Linked DNA regions of Homo sapiens: region 1 is linked to region 2. Evidence: chromatin loops called from intact Hi-C (ENCODE). Cell type or tissue: psoas muscle. All regions are shown on one strand. Each heading gives the region's core, and the rest is flanking DNA. Links, peaks and the distances in the headings are about the cores only.

Evidence for each region. Peaks named below come from ENCODE experiments on the same cell type or tissue, not always from the same donor. Only the 100,000 strongest peaks of a DNase experiment are listed, where the experiment ranks them.
Region 1: a loop joins it to region 2, with 5 times the contacts of the local background. A loop is called at or near these places in 32 of 110 quality-filtered maps.

The regions. Positions count from the first base shown.
Region 1 is chr1:201,345,019-201,350,386 of GRCh38, forward strand. No RefSeq gene overlaps it. Among named protein-coding and RNA genes, the nearest start is that of TNNT2, 30 kb to the right of the region's middle. RefSeq lists enhancers at 1,477-1,977, 2,088-3,072, 3,357-3,496. In psoas muscle, for the core only: CTCF peaks have their summits at 1,788 (motif pointing left) and 3,264; no DNase peak of the experiment used is centred there.
Region 2 is chr1:201,406,223-201,411,551 of GRCh38, forward strand. TNNI1 (troponin I1, slow skeletal type) reads right to left here. Exons shown (of 9, transcript NM_003281.4): 7 at 5,135-5,311; 8 at 4,104-4,213; 9 at 1-3,028. The coding sequence ends at 4,106. LOC101929343 (a long non-coding RNA gene) reads left to right here. Exons shown (of 2, transcript XR_241172.3): 2 at 1-147. Among named protein-coding and RNA genes, the nearest start is that of LAD1, 9.6 kb to the left of the region's middle. RefSeq lists an enhancer at 2,050-2,129. In psoas muscle, for the core only: a CTCF peak has its summit at 2,170 (motif pointing left); a DNase peak (open chromatin) is centred at 2,159; H3K27ac peaks cover 726 bases.

The DNA.
Region 1 (5,368 bases), core at 158-5,157, 61 kb before region 2:
CCACTGTCTTTGTGTTGCTTCTTCTGCCTGGTGTGCCTTTCCCCTGCCTCTGCCTGTCAAAATTCTATTCATCCTTTGAGGCCCAACTGGCATGTCATCCCCTCTGTGAGGCCTGCGTGCACCTGTGTGGAGGCACGAGTCGTGCCCTGGCTTGTGCGTGTGTCTATTTTCCCCTCTGTGATAGTGACTTGCTCCATTTTTTGCCCTTTCGTCATACCTGGTACAGTGTCCAGCACAGAGCACAAACCCAACATGAGCTGAATAGAACAGGAGTCTGGATATAGATGCATAGAATTGCATGTTGAAATGACCTTAAAAGTCTCCCAGGCCTCCCTCCTGCAGCTGACTCTTGAAGACCCATAAACCTTCTTCCACATTGGCCAATCAGCACCCTCCAAGCACCTCCAGGGGAAGAGAACTCAAAGCTGTGCTGGCCGTTAGTCAAGTATCTGGTATTGCTCTGGCTTCTGGGTTCCTACAACTTCCACTCACTGGTCTTGTCTTTACTCACTGGGGCCATGGAGAATCGGTCCAGCCTGTCTTCCCCATGACAATCCTTCCAGTATCTGAACACAGCTCTCTGGTGTCTCTGAGCTTTCTCATATCCAAGCTAAGCCTCCTGAGCTGCTTCAACCATTCCTCAAGGACATGATTTAGTGTCCCTCTTGGTCACCCTTCTCTGAACATGTCTCAGATTGTCACTGTCCCTCTTAAGAACTGGAGTTCTGAATAGGTAAAGGGACATCAGTTGTGGTCTGAGTTGCACCGAATACACCGAATACAGGGCTGGACTCTCTCAGATTTTGGATATCCCAAATCTGTCATCTAGGCCTGGAAATTGCCAGGTTGTGGGATCTCCAAACTCCAATTCCTTGGAAACTCAGGCAAAGGTCTCTTTTGACTGCATGGCACCCCAGATCATCCAGCACCTTCAGCCCATGGTGGATCCTACTGTGCCACCTCCTCAAGGAGGAGCAAGGAAATTGGGCATGGCGTATGTTAGTATTGGGAAATGGGATTCTCCAGAGCCGATAGATCAGCTTCGGGATAAATTTATTCTCAGGTAAGTCTGAATGTGACAGTTCCAGCTGGGGAAGCAGCCCAGATGCCACAAAAAGTGATGCCTCAATGCAACTATCAGGAGATCCCAGATCTACCGCAGAGTCAACGTGTGGCCTTGGAAAAACCTCCTCACCAGCTTCCTTCCTGCTGAAATAAGGGGATATCTGGGGTCCCTGCCAGCCCAAATCAGACCTTCATGTGAGTTTTGTGGAACGGAAATCCCTGCCTTCACTCTGTGATTCTCAGAGCATTGGCGCTCTCAAGGTCTCCTTTTCCCATGCCCATCAGCTTCCCTAGGTTCTCAACAAGCCCCACACACTGCCCCCAGCCTGCCCCAGCTCCCTGGCTAGGACTGAGAAGCCTCCAGTTTGGCATTCCTGCACAGATTCCCACACCCTCCCCCCACCCAGCCTCAACCTCCCTGTACCAGTGGCAGGGAGCTAGAGAAGCCGTGAGTCAGGCTGTCAGAACTGGCCCTGCCAGTTCCACCTTCTGTCTAACCACAGTGTCAGCAAAAGGCGAGTCGAGATTTGGCTAGAAAACTCTGCTGCCACCATTCTCCAGGTGGGCAAGGCAGACAGAACTTCCCTGCATAAACTGAGCCCAAGCACTGGATTCGTAGAAGTCCTTTCCAACTTCCCTCAGCTGGGGAGGACACCTTTTACAATGACCATCAGGCCCATGGGAACTGGTAGGAACTTCCCCCTGCTGGCAGGAACTTCAACTACAGGACTAGATTGGCAGATTTGAGAGAACAAATAGCATTTGAGACTCAAAATAAAAGTCAAGCCATCCAGTATACAGGAGAAATCAAGGTTGGTAAGAACAGCCTCCCCATAGACCCTGGTGAGTTGACGATGCCTGTACCAGCCCTGCCCCCCCCAGAAAGGATTTGGAAGAGAAGCCCCAGCAGATCCTCTCCAACACCACAAGACTCAGCTTCTCACTTAGAAAATGAGCTCAAGGGGTCCTGCAGCATCCAAAGAGCCTTGCATAAAATCTTAGTAGTTGCTATGTGTCTCTGTGTGTGTGTGTCTGTGTGTGTGTGTGTGTCTGTGTGTGTGTGTGTGTGTGTGTGTGTCTGTGTGTGTGTGTGTGTGTGTGTGTGTGTGTGTTAGGGAATTAGATTAGCATTTCCCAAAATGAGTTCCAGAGGATGTTCACAATGCTAAGTGACAAAGGAGGTCTAAGTTTTGGAAACTCTGGGCTAAATGAGTGAATCAGTTTTTTTTACTCGTGATTCTCAGCAGTTTTAACGTGCTCATGTGTATCACAGCAGAGAAAGAAAGAGAAAAAGACAAAGGTGGCATGAAGCCCCTCCCAACTTACTTCAGTGCAGAAAACTTTAACAGAACTCCAATTTCAGAGAGCCAGTTTGGGCAGCCACACTGAGATTGTTTAAGCTTACTTCCAAAGGGAAATTCTGGAATCCCAGACAAAGGCTCTCCTGGAACAAGTCAAATGGCAAAGCAGATGGGCATGGACTGGGAGAGTGTGTCCGCAGACCAAGTGCAACTGATGAGCCCTGCAGGGGGAATTCCAGCATGCTCAGCCTCGAAATCTGGACAGGCTGGTGGACAGGCTGCCATGAAAGTAGGAGTCAAGATATAAGACAGGAGCAGGGCTCGCTGCATTCTTTGAAATGCTCTCTCCTGTCTCCCTCCTGTCACCATCTGAGACAGGCTCCCAGAATCTCTGTCTTTTCAAGGAATGAAGGACCTTTGGGACTGCAGGGTGACCTAGTTCAATACTTCTCAAACTGGAATGTGCACATGGATCCCTGGGGATCTTATTAAAATGCAAATTCTGAGATTCTGCATTTCTACAAGATCCCAGGTGGTACCATTGATGCCGGTCTGCGGGCCACACTTTGAGCAGCAAGGTCCTGGCCAATCCAGGAAGACTTCCTGGAAGGGCAGACTTATAAAAGAAGGGCAACTTGGAGGGAAAAAACACATGGAAGCAGAGCTGAGGCTGCAGAATAATGTGGAAATGGGGAGAGAGTGTGGAAGTGAGGATTGTTTAGAGAGATAGGGAGAACAAGGAGGCCAGGGTAGTCTGGGGGCACGGATTTTACAGTTAGGAATGGGGTGGGAGACACAGACGGGGGGCTGGGAGGTGGATGCTGGGAGGTGGGCAGGGCTCTCTCTGGTCCACACCGGCAGGGCGACAATAATTCAGGTGCAGGGCTCCCAAACCACACCCAGGGGGAGCTCTAATCCCTCAAGAGAGCGATGAAGACTTGGGGCTCCTTGTCCATCCACTCCTTGGAATAGATCTCTGCTGTCCTGGTGGGAGGTGGGCGGGAGGTGGGGGTGTCATCAGCACTGGCGACTCATCTTCCATCACTGTCTGGCTGCACATGGCAGGGCAAGGCCGGCTGGGCTGACTCCTTCTGAGGAAGGAGAAGGTGGGAAGGAGGAAGCCAGACAAGGCTCACCCTAGGCCTGGGGCATGGGAGGAAAGGGAAACCTAAGTTGGAGGAAACTAAGGGCAGGCAGGAAGGAGGGGATGGACATCACAATTAAGGGAAAAGGACAGGGAGCCGGGGACCCTTCCTATCTCCACAATATGCCAAAGATGACAGCAAACGCTTATCTGCTTGTTCCATGTGCCAGGCACTGTTCCAAGCACTTATATTTATAGGAGCTTTCTTTTTTCTTTTTTGAGATGGAGTTTCACTGTTGTGGCCCAGGTTGGAGGGCAATGGTGTGATCTCGGCTCACTGCAACCTCTGCCTCCCAGGTTCAAGCAATTCTTGTGCCTCGGCCTCCCAAGTAGCTGGGATTACAGGCGCCCACTACCACATCTGGCTAATTTTTGTATTTTAAGTAGAGATGGGGTTTCACCATGTTGGTCTGGCTGGTCTTGAACTCCTGACCTCTGGTGATCCGCCTGCCTCGGCCTCCCAAAGTGCTGGGATTACAGGCGTGAGCCACCGTGCCCAGCCCTATAGGAGCTTATTTAATCCTCACCATAACCCAATGAGGTGGTTGCTAATATCATGCCTGTTTTACAGATGAAGAAACTGAGGCACAGTAACTTGACTGAGGTCACTAAATAAATACCTAGTGCAGCTGGGATTGGACCCAGGGAGTCTGGCTTCAGAATCCATGCCCTTCAACACTTTCTAGAATCCAAGCAGATTCTGGGGCACATGTGACTTCCTCCCACTCCCTGCCACTCTCAACCCCTGCCTGAGCAGGATGCAAAATGAGTTGCTGCTGGCGAGGACATTAGTATCCTTCTGTCCCATGTGGCAAGGCAGCCCGGTCTCTTTCTCATGAAAATCTCCTTTCTGACTGGTTCCCGACTCATTCATTCAGAGTGCAGCAGCCCTGGCCTAGACAGCTCCACTAGCCAAAAATGGTGTTTCCTGAACTCTTCAGATTGTCAAATACCCAACTACGCCTGTTCTGGAGCCCCCAAATCTTCTGTTCGGCAAGATTCTCCCTCTGCCCTTTGTGGAACACTGTGTAATATATGCAGTCTATTAAATAAGAGCCCTCAACTTCCTGGGCAAACATCGTTCATTCATTCAGCAAGTAGTTACTGAGGGCTACCGTGTGCCCAGTGAGCAGAACAGACATCCCTGAACTCTTGGATCTTACAGTCAAGTGGAGAGAGAGACGGACAAAAAAACAAGGTAAACAGTGAAAACATATTGTATGTAAAAGACAAAAAGCTCGGAGAGAAAAGTCAGACAGGAGAGGAGACTGGGAGCGCAGTGTGGAAGGGTGGGGGCTGCAAAGGGAGCTACTGTGGCTGGGGCTGGCCTCCCAGGGAAGGCTGAGTGGGGACCGAAAGGAGATTTTGTTTGTTTGTTTATTTTTTGGGACAGAGTCTCGCTCTGTCGCCCAGGCTGGAGTGCAGTCATGTGATCTCAGCTCACTGCAACCTCTGCCTCCCAGGTTCAAGCGATTCTCCTGCCTCAGCCTCAGTAGCTGGGATTACAGGCACCCACCACCATGTCTGGCTAACTTTTTGTATTTTTAGTAGAGACGGGGTTTCACTGTGTTAGCCAGGAAGGTCTCGATCTCCCGACCTCGTGATCCACCCGCCTCAGCCTCCCAAAGTGCTGGGATAACAGGCGTGAGCCACCACGCCCGGCCTGAAAGGAGGCTTTGTAGTCAAACCTCACCCAAGGAGTCAAACCCTAAGTGAGGAGTGTATCGCCTTAAGTGAGGTTTGGCTACAAAGAGCTTTAATTTTTTCTCAGTTACTGCTACCAACTGGGAAAGCCCCTGCCCTGTGGACAGTGAGTGCTATTAAAGGTTTCAAAACTGCACGGCCACTGCTGATTCCT
Region 2 (5,329 bases), core at 1-5,000:
AACTCTCCAGGCCTCCATTTCCTCATCTGTAAATTTGAGCTAACAAATGTACCATTTTTGTGAGAATGCAATGATATAACTCAGATAAAGCATTTAACATCACATATTACTATTATTGAAATGCTGTTATTAAAATAGTCGATAAGAGTATGGATTCTAACAGACTTCTTGGGTTGAATCCTGGGACCACCACTTATTAGCTGTGTGATCATGAAAAGTCCCTAACCTCTCTGTGCCTCAGTTTTCCCCACTGTACCATGAGAATAGTAGCTGTACCTTTCTCCTAGGGTTGTTGTGAAAGTTAAATAAATTAAGGTGTACATGCTGGTGCCTGACGCATAAGTGTGCTACATGTGTGAGCTGTTACTCAGTGGCAGGCCCCAGCTCCCAGCTCTACTGGTGTTGTCTCCATGGTGAGAGAAGACTGGAGTAGAATCAGGGCTCTCCAGAGGCCAGGCCCCCAGCCCAGGCCCCATTCTTGGCTACAACAGCCCCTTCCATAGATCCCTCTCCCACCCCCAAGCTCTCCTTCCCCTTGTCCACAGGGCCTCTCAATCCTTGCGCTCCAGATATGTCTATGCCTATATTCGCCCTTGCTCCATCCTCACAGGAGATGAATTAGGTCTGTTGCTGCCTGGAAGCAGAAGGAGGAACCCGATGACCTCCAGGAACCCTCTGGTTGGCTCTTCTGCCCCTCCTAGAGGGCCACTGGCTTAGGTGTGTTGAGTGGGCCCCACCTCCTCCTCCCATGGGTCTTCTGCACCCACGTGTTTGCTTTGAGTCAGGCCCAGAGCAGGTCTCCTGCCTTTACATGACTGGGTGGATACCCCAATCTGCCAGGGCCCCAGGTTAATAGTTGACTGCAAAACTGGGATTTGACTCTGGAACTTGGGGCCAGGCTCTAGGGAAGAGCTGGAAAGAGGTGAAACAAGGAGATCGCTTTGGATCCAGGCCAACCGGAGGAGCCCTGTGAGGCGGGGAAGAGTGGGTTTCTGTGGCTGCCTGGGCATGAAGGCATGAAGCCTAACCCCATCCTCTGTGGCCTGGACCAGCCCTGTCAGGTTCTCCAACTTCGTGCATTGAGACTGGGTGTGTCCGTGCCTACGGGTTTCTGTGTGTGATTGGGGTTGTGCTTTTTGCACACATCTGCCTCTCTGCCCACTGACCTATTTATAGCAAGAACCCTGGGCAGAGTGCTGCTTCCCCTAAGGTAGCCCAAGTTGCTGGTTCCCACTGCCATGCTTTCTGAAAGGGGCTGGCAGCCCAGCAGCCCAGAGAGCCAGACCATGCCCTGGGGAGCAGCTGGCACTGCACTTTGTACCAATTTCTGGCACTTATGGAAGATAATACATGGGATTCGAAGGTAGAATGGGGACTCAGTAGGGTGGGTAGAAGGGTTGCTGCTCTGATAACTCAGCCCCTCCTAGGGCCAGTGCTAGGGTGGTCGAAAAGCCAAGGGACCCCAGGTCTGGGAACAGCCACTTCCCTTGCAGGCTTAGCTCAGAAGTCACCATCCCACTGCCCTGAAAAGTCAGAACTTGACCGGATGTGGTCGCTCACACCTGTAATCCCAGAACTTTGGGAGGCCGAGGTGGGCAGATTACGAGGTCAGGAGTTCGAGACCAGCCTGACCAACATGGTGAAACCCTGTCTCTACTAAAAATACAAAAATTAGCGGGGTGTGGTGGCACGCACCTGTAATCCCAGCTACTCAGGAGGTTGAAGCAGGAGAATCGCTTGAACCTGGGAGGCGGAGGTTGCAGTGAGTCGAGATCGCGTCACTGCACTCCAGCCTGGGTGACACAGCGAGACTCCATCTCAAAAAAAAAAAAAAAAGGAAAAAGAAAAGTCAGAACTTTGGTCTCTGCTTCACAGGAGCCACTCTAGTGAGTATGTTGGGGGAAGAGAGGCTGCCCCAGACCCCCCTTCCACCCCAGAAGGCCCTATGCTCTCACCAGGCTTTGGACCCAGGAGGTAGTGGGATGGAGAAAGGACCTGATCCAGAGGACAGATAAGTGGCCACCCCATCTCCGGGAAAGAATCAGTCCTGGGGGATAGGACCAGTGCAGGAGTGTGAAGGGGAAACAATTGGGAGGAGGGTGGGTGAACGTGGGGAGAGCAGAGGCCGGAGGGACAGGAGAGCCCAGGAGAGAAGGAAGGCGTCACCTGGTGGCCAGGCCTGGAACTGCAAGTATCTCTTCTGTGAGGCCTCCTGCCCTGTGCAGCAGGACTAGGTGAGGGATTGAAAGTGCCCTGACCTCTCAACCCAGCACACATCAGGGAGAGTTAATCCAGGTTTGCAGAGGAAGGAGAGTATGAAAGCCGGCAGGAGAAGCGGCTCTTAATGGAGAGGCCTCTTCTGATGGCCAGAGTCAGGGGCAGGACGGGGTCATTTCTCGGAGGTCAGGGCTCTGGTGAGCTGAGCATCCTGGGTGGTGAGTGTGTGCAGTGTGACGTCACAGGGACTGGGCAGAAGGGGCCCCAGGGGACCCTGGCAAGCAGCCACCAATTCCTTAGCCCTCCCTTCAGATCCCGAGCTCCGGACTGCAGACAGGGTGACTGGAGCCCAGCACAGCCCTCTCTTCCCAAGCCCCAAGTCTTCCCTTTCTTCTCAGGGCTCACAGTCAGAGCTGCAGAAATGACCAGGAAACTGGGTTTTTAATGAAGAAGGTGTGATGCCTGTGGACACTGTACACACATAGAAGGAGTGTGGCACAGGGCTGGAGGAAAGGTGTTCTCACCCCCTCCTCCTCCTCCACTTGTTACACCACGGGGTGGCTGAGAAGCCCCAGGTGCCTCATGGGTGGATAGAAGCCCACCCTGCCAGGGTGAGGTCTTCAGACACTCGCGTTTTTCCTGCCTCTTGGGTATCTGTTTAATCCCAGTTCCAGAGGAGGGCATGCAGGCTGGAGGGAAGAAGTGGGGGAGAGGTGGGAAGGGATGCTCCAGACACAGGCAGAGAGGTGAGTGAGCTGGGTTGGAGAAGAAGCATGAAGCAGGAGCTCAGAGCGCAGCACAGCAAGCTGGCCTGTAGGGACAAAGAGGCAAAGCCATCAGTTCCCGGGGACCTGTGTGCAGCGCATGAATCCCTGACTTACCTACAGCACATGCAGTCCCCAGGGCTTCTCAGCCCTAGCGCACCCCGGACTGGATCTTCATTCATAAGGGCTCCTACAAAACCTCAGCTTCTCGGCCCTCGGGCACAGTTGCTCCCCTTTTGGGACCCCTCACACCGCTCCTCCACACTGCGGCCCTCAGCTCTTACCTAGCCTTGCCATGCTACTCTGTGGCTGCTTAATTCCCACCTCCATGCTTCTGTTGCACCATCAGCCCTTCAACATGCCCTTCCCTTTATCAGCTAACACTCGCTCGTCGCATCCTCAGAGAGCTCCTCCTCTCCAGAAAGCCTGCTCTGACCAGTGCTGTCTGGTGGATGCCTGCCCTATTGCACATTCTCTCAGCACTTCCGTAGAGGGTTTTACGTGGCCTGATTTCCTTGCTTTGCCCAGTTTCTCCAGCTATTTCCTCAGATGGTGGGAAGTCTTAGCTTCTGTGAGTGGTAGCTCCTTGGGAACAGGTACTGTGAGTGCTGGGTACTTCGCAGGGAGCACAAATAAAGGACATCACCAGGAGGTATTTAAAAGTGCATAGATTCTCAGAAAGTCAGAGATGAAGGGATCCCAGGGACCCTCTAACCTAGTGGTTCTCAAACTCTCATGTGCATCAGAATCACCTAGAAGGCTGGCCTCACCCCAGAGTTTCCAATTTAGTGGATCTGGGGTGGGGGCTGATCATTTGCATCCCAGGTGATGTAGACGCTGCTGGTCCCAGGACCACACTTGGAGAACCACTGATTTGATACAGCCCCCAATTTCATAGATAATGGGAACAAAAAGGGCCGCCAAACAGAAATGACATGCCCAAGTATCATGGTGCTGGAGCCAGGACTGAGCCCAGGAGAGCCGACTCAAATCAGTCTCATCGGTGCCTTAGTCCGTGCATCCGTGCACCACACTAAGTACAACCCGCCTGCCCATTGTGGACTCCCTCATTATCCTCTAGACTCTGATGGACCCCAGAGAAGGGAGCTGGTCTCTAGGTACCTCTATTGTGAGGTCGGAGACTTGGCGGCATCAAACATCTTCTTCCGGCCTTCCATGCCAGACATGGCCTCCACGTTCTTCCTCCAGTCACCCACCTCCACAGGCCGCTCCTGTAGACAAGTGGCACACACATCAGGGACTTACCAGGCTGGACGGCCCCCCAGCTCAAGAGAAGCTGGGTGATAGGAAACCAGTCTCCTCGGATGATAAGAAATCCTGATGCCCCTCCCCAGCTGGTAAGGTCCTAGGACTCAGCCAGGCAGGTGGACACAGGCCAAGCCGAGGCCCCACAGGAAAAAGGAAGCTGTGTGGCTTGGGAGCACTGGGTGAAAGTGGCAGCTATGGGGCTAGTTCCCACCTCAGTGCACCTCAGCAAAACCTCCTCCAAGGCTCCATGCCACCCTCCTGGTCTGGCACTCAGCAGGCTCAAGGCCACCTCTTCCAAGAAGTCTTCCCCTGCAAATGCGGCTGCTTTTCCATTTCCTCAGTATATTGTCTGGCTTATCTCTTCTCCTCTGAAGCTTCTTGGGCCAGAGACTGTTCCTTCATCCCTGTTCCTTACAGAGCCTATCAATTTGGGGCACATATACTGTGAATTCAACCAACTTTGAATAATTTGTTGCTGGGTGGTTGAACTCAGTTCTCTAATGTCTATGCTCGTGTGTGGCTATAACCAAGATGAGCTGCTGTCTCCTTTCCCTGTGGTGACCAGGCAGTCATCTCCACCATTACCCTAAATCTCCACATTATCTTCACACTGGGAACAAGATTTTTACTTCATTTCTCCGTCTGGGGTCTAGCTTTCTTTATGTCCTAGTTTCTTCGTCAGACTGGGAACAGCCTGAAGGAAGGGAGCAAATCTTCTTTCTTTCTTCCCACACTGGTCTCCCAAAGCATTCTAGAATGTTCTGTCTGTCAAGCTGACTGGTCTCCAACAGGAGCTCCTGGGCCAGCCTGAGGCCATGTGAGGGGTTGACAAGGGGAAAGCTGGTAGGGCAGAGGGTGGAATGTTCTGAGGAAAGGGACCTCACCTTCTCTGTGTCTTCCTTCTTCACAGACTTGAGGTTGGCCCGCAGATCCATGGACACCTTGTGCTTGGAGCCCAGCAGGGCCCGGAGCATGGCGTCAGCCGAGACACGGACTCGACGCAGGGGCGGGCGCTTGAACTTCCCACGGAGGTCCATCACCTTCAGCTTCAGGTCCTTAATCTGTAGGTGAGAAGCGCC